Regions from separate parts of the Homo sapiens genome. Here region 1 is linked to region 2. A link is a contact called in ENCODE Hi-C data. All regions are on one chromosome and are shown on one strand. The core of a region is the stretch at or near the end of the contact, and the rest is flanking DNA. Distances in the headings are between cores, read along the strand shown.

Evidence for each region. Hi-C counts contacts between places; a loop is a spot of excess contacts on that map.
Region 1: a loop to region 2 is called in a map of PC-9, with 2.5 times the contacts of the local background. The contact joins two enhancer-like sites. A Hi-C loop is called at or near these places in 1 of 168 maps with a recorded cell type or tissue (PC-9).

What each region holds. Positions count from the first base shown.
Region 1 is chr2:172,834,724-172,839,136 of GRCh38, reverse strand. The region is part of intron 4 of RAPGEF4 (Rap guanine nucleotide exchange factor 4); the gene reads right to left. Among named protein-coding and RNA genes, the nearest start is that of RAPGEF4-AS1, 100 kb to the right of the region's middle. Within about 2 kb of position 2,601, at least 4 of the 41 ENCODE cell types and tissues checked have a DNase peak (open chromatin) inside an H3K27ac peak, as active enhancers do; they include PC-9, where a contact is called at or near this core.
Region 2 is chr2:172,781,369-172,785,902 of GRCh38, reverse strand. The region is part of intron 1 of RAPGEF4 (Rap guanine nucleotide exchange factor 4); the gene reads right to left. Among named protein-coding and RNA genes, the nearest start is that of RAPGEF4-AS1, 47 kb to the right of the region's middle. Within about 2 kb of position 2,747, at least 4 of the 41 ENCODE cell types and tissues checked have a DNase peak (open chromatin) inside an H3K27ac peak, as active enhancers do; they include PC-9, where a contact is called at or near this core.

The DNA of each region.
Region 1 (4,413 bases), core at 1,352-3,851, 53 kb before region 2:
TCTAACTCACCATAATTAATATTCACGATGTATTTATTTCATTAAAAGTAAAAATATAAATGGAGGTCCTGAGTGTGTTGCTGATCTTTTAGGGGAGGGGTCATGGAGACCTACACCAGAAGAAAGCTGTTCCCTGTTTGGTGATGGGGATCAAAGGATGCATGGGAAGAAGAACTTGCTTATTGCCCAAACTTAGAAACTAGCTAAATTAATTTGTGCTTCTTAAGAAAAAAATAAGTGCAGTAAAGAACAACATATGGTTCAAATAAATAGGTTTTGGTTTTCTCTAACGCGTTTCATGCAAGTTTGCCTCCCATCCTCCCCTGTGACTGTGTTTGGTGTATCAAGTATATGTAAGATCACACTTCAGATAAATTTTCACATGTGTAAACTAAATTCCTAGAGAAGAGAAAATATTTGGGGTACACAATATCTTTAAATTTTACCAAAAACATTTATACAAAGTTTTCTGGAATCTCCTCCATACCAAGAGATCCTACAATAGTTTTTAAAACCCATATCTAGGTGATAAAAGAGATCTACAATTGAACTAATCACCAGCATGCTTAGAAAGCCTTTAAATTTATTTGAGATATTAACTTTCTACCGTGCATGAGATTTCCTCAAAGCTGCTTCTGGATCCTTTCCTTTTAGTCATAAATCAAATATCCAAAAGCTGGCTTATTTAATATTATCTTACTTCATTTTCTCTAAGTTAATCACTTTAGAACTAAACCTAATTGCAGGGATAACAAAGGCGGATTTCCCAGTGTGTTCTGGTGTGTGTGATCATGGTGGTATAATGGCCCATTACCATGACTCTGATCTTTCTATGAAGTGTACTGAAGTTAAAATGGGGAAGATATTTTTGAGGAGGATATTCTTTCACGTCATGATATCCACAGAGAAATAAACATGTTTCATTTTTTAGGATATCAAAGGGAAGACCCCCCAACAGGTCACTTCTTGTAGGAAATGATATGTAGCAATGTGAGAGACTAAAGTGAGAACAGTAGCCTTAGCCTTCTGGTACTCTTTTGCCTCAGCCTTCTGGTATTCTTCTGGTATTCTAAGAGGGTGCTCTTTTCCAAAGTATCTCTTGATTGTTCACCCCAGAGTCTCATAAGAAGCATGACCAACACAGTAGGCACTTCATGTTTGTTGGATTTAACTTAAGGTTGTAGATTTCCATTTTTTCCTAAGTGTTGGTGAGAATGGAATACTACACCATATTTGAGCTATTGTTCTCCAAGTGAATATAAGCATTTTTCTTGGCTGGGCAGAGTGGCTCACACCTGTGATCTCAGCACTTTGGGAGGCTAAGGTGGAAGGATCACTTGAGGATGGGAGTTTGAGACCAGCCTGAGCAACATAGTGAGATCCCATTACCACCAAAATAAATTTAGCCAGGCAAGGCGGTGCACACCTGTAGTCCCAGCTAATCAGGAGGCTGAGGTGGGATTGAACCCAGGAGTTCAAGACCACAGTGAGCTACAATTACCCCACTGCACTCCAGCCTGGGCAACAGAGTGAGATAATAGAAAAAGAATACCTTTCTATTATAACATACACTCCATTAAAGAAGGTTGAAACTGCATTTATTTGTTTATTTACTTGTTTATTGGTTTGTTTGGTTTGTTGGTTGGCTGGTTCGTCACTGATAATGCTTGATCATAGGATGGTAAGAGAGAAAAATGGTGTGGTACAAATCACAAGTTTTGAAGTCAGACAGAGCAAGTTTAAATCCTAACTCTTTCACTTTACTAGCCATACAACCCTGGGCAAGCTCCTTAATCTCTCCAAGTCTCCATTTTCTTACTTATAAAATGGGATAATCACCCCCACCGGCCAATGTTGTTAGGAGGATTAAATAAGACAATGTATATAAGATGGCTACTTAGCATAATGACAAGCCCATAGCAAGCATTAGTCATATAGCTATTTTTATGTTTATAATTGCCTCAAAAGCCCATAGTTAGGATTCAGCAAAATGTATACACACACACACCCAACATGGTTCTTGACATACACAGTAATAAATGGTAATGCTCATGTTCTGTAAGAACACAATTTAAAATGCAATATGAGCCATTCTCCTTACATACCTCAGGGAGCTTTCTCACATGACTGTGCTCCTGGCCACATTTCTATGTGCCATTATAGCACATACCTAGGTCTATCTCAGACATATATCAAACACTTCACAAATCTCTCACTCTGAATAAACTCTAACAATGTTTCTCAATTGCCAGAAATCACAAAAATAGAAATAATCATCAGAATTCAGATCTGCAATGAGAATTCTGGTAAACATGAGTACTTTGATGTGGCACTTTGGGTTGTTGAAAGCACTAAATGACTAGTGTTGAGGATGCTAGCCACGAGCTATTTCCAGCCCTCGTTGTATTTCCTGGCTTTACCTGGATGGGATGTGTGCTGAAAGCAGATTTGTTACACATGCCTTACAAATAATTATGGCCTGACTGGTCTCCTGTGTCACATCCTCAAGTCTCTTCTCATGACTCATCATTCAGCTGGAAAGCAGGAAGTGCTCCATTTGGGGGAGGAAGTCAAAAGGACGCCACACCTCAGGACAATACCCTTCTTACCTAAGCAGTGTTATTATTCTACCAGGCAACACCCAAACAGAGCGTGTTTAATCACATGGACAGAATGGGAGATCAGGGCTATGAGGTTGCTCTAGGATATCACAACTGAGACGTCACACACCACAGAGCTACAACGAAGTTGAGTTCTGGTGGTGCCAAAGGCATCACACCTTTAACCTCAAAGCACAGAGTCTTTGAGGCATTTGCTTCTTCTGGCATTTCTCCTGGAAATTGCCATAGACATGTGGAGGCAGAAGAGGGTGTGTTTTGCATGTATTTATGCAGGCATATGTGTCCATACATGAGAGATTTTTGGCATTCAAAGGAAGCTACCATGAAGATTTTGGCTGCCAAAATTGTTAGCTATTGTTTTTTCACTAATTTGCATCTAAAAAAATAAGCCTGAGATTATACCAAGATGTGACATCTTTTATGGAGTGGAAGGTATATTTCCATTTCAACAAGTTAGATTTACCTCACTTTTCACTTCTATTCAGAAAGTCTGGAGTAATTACAACTATCACCCTCATTCAAAGTCAGGAACAAAAAGCCAGAAAGAGATTGGAAGAATGATACTCAATCTCACCCTCTTTCCAGCCCTAGACCCACATTCTAATTTAGAAGCCTTAGAGGAATGGAATGCTCGCTAGTCTTAGTTCTTTCTGGATCTCAATCTTCCCTTGCCACTGAGAATTTGATTTCTGAATTGGAAATGTATACTGGTTAAGAGATTGTTGTTATTTGAAAATTGTATATTTTTTAGCAAGTCATAATCATATATTTAAGGTATGTATCAATAAGGATAAATAATTTTATTATCATAAGTATCAAGAACGTATTCTAATGATTTATATTCATAAAACATATTTAATATCAGGTTATATATTTCTAAAATTGTTATCATTTAATGAAATTCTTTCACTCAGTGTTTATTCATGTGCTAGGCATGCCACCACCACACAAGCTATATTTTATTATCTCACTTTACAGGTGAGAAAACTGAGGTACAAACTTCTGGTCCAGTATCACACTGCCAAAAAGCAGTAAAACCTCATTTTGATACCATGCCCATGTGCTTTCCACTGTAGAAACTGTCTCTTCTATTTATTAATGAGCATGCATATTGTTGGATATGTTTGCAGCTTGGTCAACAGTTTAGAAATAATGTTTTATAAAGATTTAAATCACTAACAACACACCAGTAATCCAATAGCCACTTATACACATCCTTTAATTGATCTGAACACAATTAGCAACTGCATATCTGTCCTCTAAGACACCAAAATGAATGTGGCATCTGTTTCACATATCAAAGCTGCTAGGTGACACCACTATGAGCACTCACAACTCACTTCTTCACGGTCTATTTACTCTTGCTTAGACGCATATCATTTCCCAACCTTTAGCAGAGAAAAGGCACCAGGAGCAGAGGAAAGAGAGCAGTTTGATCTCAGTGAGAAGGGACGGCTGGCAACTTAGAGCAACTCTGTAACGTACTGGTGTCAGCTAGTGGGGGGCAAAAACTCCTACATAGCTCAGAAGCCTCAGAGGGCGCCAGTCAACTGAAGTACGGAATAGGAGCATAAGCTGATAAGGATGACATTGCCATTATGCCACAGGAAAACAAAATGTAATATTTCACCTAAGAAAAAAATCAAAGAAAGAGAACAGAATTTAATAAAAAAATTCTTTCAAGACTATTTCGATGTTTAAAGGAGAAAGAATGTGTGTAGAAAAGAGATTTCCCTTTATTGAAACCCAATCTTTTGTAGAGGTTCTCATTTTTCAAAGTGGTTAAAAGTCA
Region 2 (4,534 bases), core at 1,498-3,997:
AGTGGCAACTTCTGCCACAGCTTCTGGGGACCTCTTGGGACAGCAGATTCCAACACCCAACACACATGAGGGGTGCAGGAAGAAGAAGTGGAGAGAAAGGGGGAGGGAGGCAGAACTGCTCTCTGCCCAGTGCCTTCCCATAATTATAAAGAAAAAGCTTGGCCAAGAAATGGACCACATTAGCAGACTATGATAACACTGTCATCTTATAGGAATGTATATAATGCTCAACTACCTCAATATGTTTTTTAAATTTTCAGACGTCTTTGGAAAATCAGTAAATGTATTTCAAAACATTGAGTGTAATGTTCACTTAATATATATGCATTAGAATGACTTTAAGGTTCAGTTTGACTCTTTTTAACAGTAATTTAGCATTGCAAAGAGCTGCTCATCTCCTCCAGTGAAGAACTGTCAAATCTGAGATAATGCATGTGAGCTTTATCAATTATAAAAGGCTACAGAAGGTATTTCTAGTACCACCGTCGTCATCATCATTATTAGCCACCAAGACATTTTTTAAAAAGTATCTCAAGAAAGCAATAAGTAAAGTGCTTAAAAACATATACTAAAATTTTTCCATGCCTTTTAGAGGTTTTATGGATAGGTGTGCATTGTGTTTTTTCTCTATAACAACAGTTAAGATCTTAAATACTATGTACTCTACAATCTCAATCTTTTTATAACACTATTAGCTTTTCAAAGGGCCTTGACACTTACTGAAAATTTTGATCATTGCAGCCCTGTTAGATAAAACAGGTATTAAGAATTCCATTTTGGCTGGGAACAGTGGCTCACGCCTGTAATCCCAGCATTTTGGGAAGCCAAGGCGGGCAGATCACCTGAGGTCAAGAGTTCAAGACCAGCCTGACCAACATGGCAAAACCCCATCTCTACTAAAAATACAAAATTAGCCGGGTGTGGTGGCACATGCCTGTAATCCCAGCTACTCGGGAGGCTGAGGCAGGAGAAACACTTGAACCCGGGAGGTGGAGGTTGTGGTGAGCTGAGGTTGCACCATTGCACTCCAGCCTGGGCAACAAGAGCAAAACTCCGTCACAAAAAAAAAAAAAATAGAATCTCATTTTACACACATTTAGACACAGAAGTTAGGTGACTATTAGTATGCTAAAATCATGTATTTATAATGTCAGTGATGACATGGATATAGCAAAAGTCTTTGAAACTCAAGATGTTTACCACTTATGTTATTATTTTAATTATATGATTATTAACCACTTAGAATACTGAAATGTTTACTCTTTCCTAATTACAAGTTTTTCCAACAATGTCAACAAAATTCAGAAAGGTGTTGAAAATGCACTCAATCTGCAAGTATTTACTGAGTATGAAGACTATACTTTCAGGGATCTTTTTTTTTTTTTTTTTAAGAGTTTCGCTCTGTTGCCCAGGCTGGAGTGCAGTGGCACGATCTCGGCGCACTGCAAGCTCTGCTTCCTGGGTTCAAGCCATTCTCCTGCCTCAGCCTCCTGAGTAGCTGGGACTACAGGGGCCTGCCACCATGCCCGGCTAATTTTTTGTATTTTTAGTGGAGATGGGGTTTCAATGTGTTAGCCAAGATGGTCTCGATCTCCAGACCTCATGATCCGCCTGCCTCAGCTTCCCAAAGTGCTGGGATTACAGGCGTGAGCCACCGCTCCAGGCTCAGGAATCATTTCTATAGTTCGTTACTGAGTATCATCTGTATGACAGGCGAATAAAGTACTCGGGTGATATAAAGATCATGGTCCCTGCACACACAAAGTTAAAAATGGGTAAGAGAGATACAGAGATACGTACATCTACAGCAAGTATCAAGGTGAAATGTGGTAAGTAGCACAATGGAAATGGGAAAGAAGAGAATGGGAATCCAGGAGAGAAAGAGACTTCACGTACAGATGAAATTTCTAAAAAGACTTCATGAAGGCATTACTGTAAAATCTCCTTAAACTCAGTTTCTTCTCATTTCTTTTTTTATGACTACAGCACCAACATTGTTTGGTCATTTCATCCGAAAACTTTGGTGCATCACTGTGGCCCCTCTCCCTAGAGATCTGCTCTCCTAACTCCTCTCCCTGTGAGTTTCCTACTCACACACCCACTCCCACCACACACACACACACACACTCACACATACACACAAGCACATACACACACACAGATACCCATATACATACCCACATAAACATGCCTACAGAGATACATACATACACACACGCAAGCACCTCCTCAAGGCAATCAACTGCCCAAGTTCTCTCTCGGCTGAGGCTCTTGACTTTGTCAGTATTCAGGGTGACTCTCAGAAAAAAACCCCTTTGAAGGAGCCTGAGATCCCAGGGACCATTGCAGTTTTTCACTCACAGCTGAGATTGATCATCAGTCAGACAGGGCACACCAAGACCCCTGTGATCCTTTGGAAACATGGCCTGCACAGCCGCCACTAGGGAGCAGAGCACGTGGAGTCTGTGAATTCCTGGCATAATGCCTCCTTGTTTAGCAGTCATACCCGCTTGCTTTTATGTCTCTGTGAAAGAATGAAGAGGAAACTGCTCCCTCAAGATCCCAAATGAGATAAGAAAGTTGTGACTGGAGGTCACTGCAGACCACAATTTTGCCCTTAAGCAAAGCAATAAAAAGGTCCAAATACTTCCACCTCCCCGACCACTCTGTCCTCACTCTGTCCTCGGCCGATGGATGAATAAGATGCCACATCTGAGGCTCAGGGCTATTCAGAGAGTTGAAAAACCCCATCATTAGGCAGAGGGCCAGACCAGGCCTGCTAATATCTAAAGAATGTTTAGCCCTGCATTTGTAAGTGAAGAGAGAGAGGAAAATTTTTTGAACAGATCTACAGTGTTGCAATTTGTCTTGTTACAATTAAAATGCAATGTGAAATCGAAGTACAGCCTTGTCCAATTTTAACAGCCCCTTTTCAAAAACCTCTGACTGTTCCTGAGCATCTAACCTCAGTAGAGGATCATCAGGCTTGGCAAAGGCTCTCCACCACACACCCTCAGCCTCAGGTCACCAGACCCCAGCCAAACGGGGATGCTTATTGGATCCCAAACAGCACATAAAATAGAAGTCTACCATAATTGTCCCTCTGAAATACACTTGCCCTACTAGCATTAAGTTAAAAAATAATTTCATTTGGCTCCTTAAAATTTAGAACAACTTCTGGGATGACTCAGATAACCGAGGCTTCTTTAAAATGCTTTCCGGATGGGTTTCAACTGATGGCTTTTTTTCCTCTGTGTAATTTTCACCATAGTAAGCAAAGGCTCTCAAAAATCATTTCGTAGTACTTAGTGCTACACTCAAATTTGAGATGACTCTGTTAAAAAATTGCCACTGTTGCCCCTAAATAGTAGGAGAGCCCACGGAGGGCTTTGGGTTGAAAGAGTTAGAGAAGGGGACTCTCTTGAGTCAGGTCCTTCTGACAGTCTTCTCTTAGCTCTCTCTATTCCTGGGTAACTAGAGGGAGACCCTTCGAAGAGAAAGAACATGGAAAAAAGGAAGCACACTGAGCATGGCGGGAGGGGAAGCGACTAAGAACTTTACCTGGAACAGTGATTCTCTGCCTTTTATCCCTCCCAGCCCACCTAAGGCACAGCATGCACAGCCAGGACTAGCAACACATGGAACACATTTTTAACAGGGAAGGTTTGACAAAGACTTTCTCCAACTGAATCAGCTGGTTAGGAAGCTCTAGCTTTAAGAAAGAAGTAGTTTATGAGTTAATGATGAGTTTATGAGTTATTTATTAGTTATTTGTATATCTTATCCCAGCTATTCATGGAACACCCCTTGCATCTTGCCACCTCCCCAGGTGTTCACCAGTACCTGCTGCTGGTGCCCACCCTGGTGACAACTTGAAGAACCCACAGAATAAGTAGGTGAAGGTGTGAAGTCGGGGACTTGAATTTAGAGGAGTACAGCTGGCCCTCCATATCTGTGGGTTCTGCGTCTGAAGAATCAACCAACCACAAATTGAAAATATTTTGAATAAATAAATAAAAAACAATACAATACAAAATAGTACAAATTTTAAAACTACACTGTATAACAACTATTTGCATCCTGTTTACATTGTATTAAGTAATCTACAGAGGGTATGTGTAGGTTATATATTAGGTGTTGTATTAGGTTGTGTGTGTGTGTAGGTAGGTAGGTTATGTAACACAAATACTACACCATTTTATATCAGGGTCTCGAGCGTCTGCAGATTTTGGTATCCAAGCGGGGTCCTGGAACAAATCCTCCCATGGGTACCCCAGGACGACTGTACATAAATGCAGCATTGGAAATTTAAGAATGTTTATCAGAAGTCCTGTTGTTGGCATGGTGGCTCATACCTGTAATTCCAGTACTTTGGGAGGCCAAGGCAGGAAGATCGCTTGAGGCCAGGAGTTAGAGACCAGCCTGGCCAATAAAGCAAGACCTCATCTCTGCTAAAAATTAAAACTCCTAGGTTCAAATGATCCACCCTCCTTGGCCTCCCAAAGTGCTGGGATTACAGGTGTGAGTCACCACA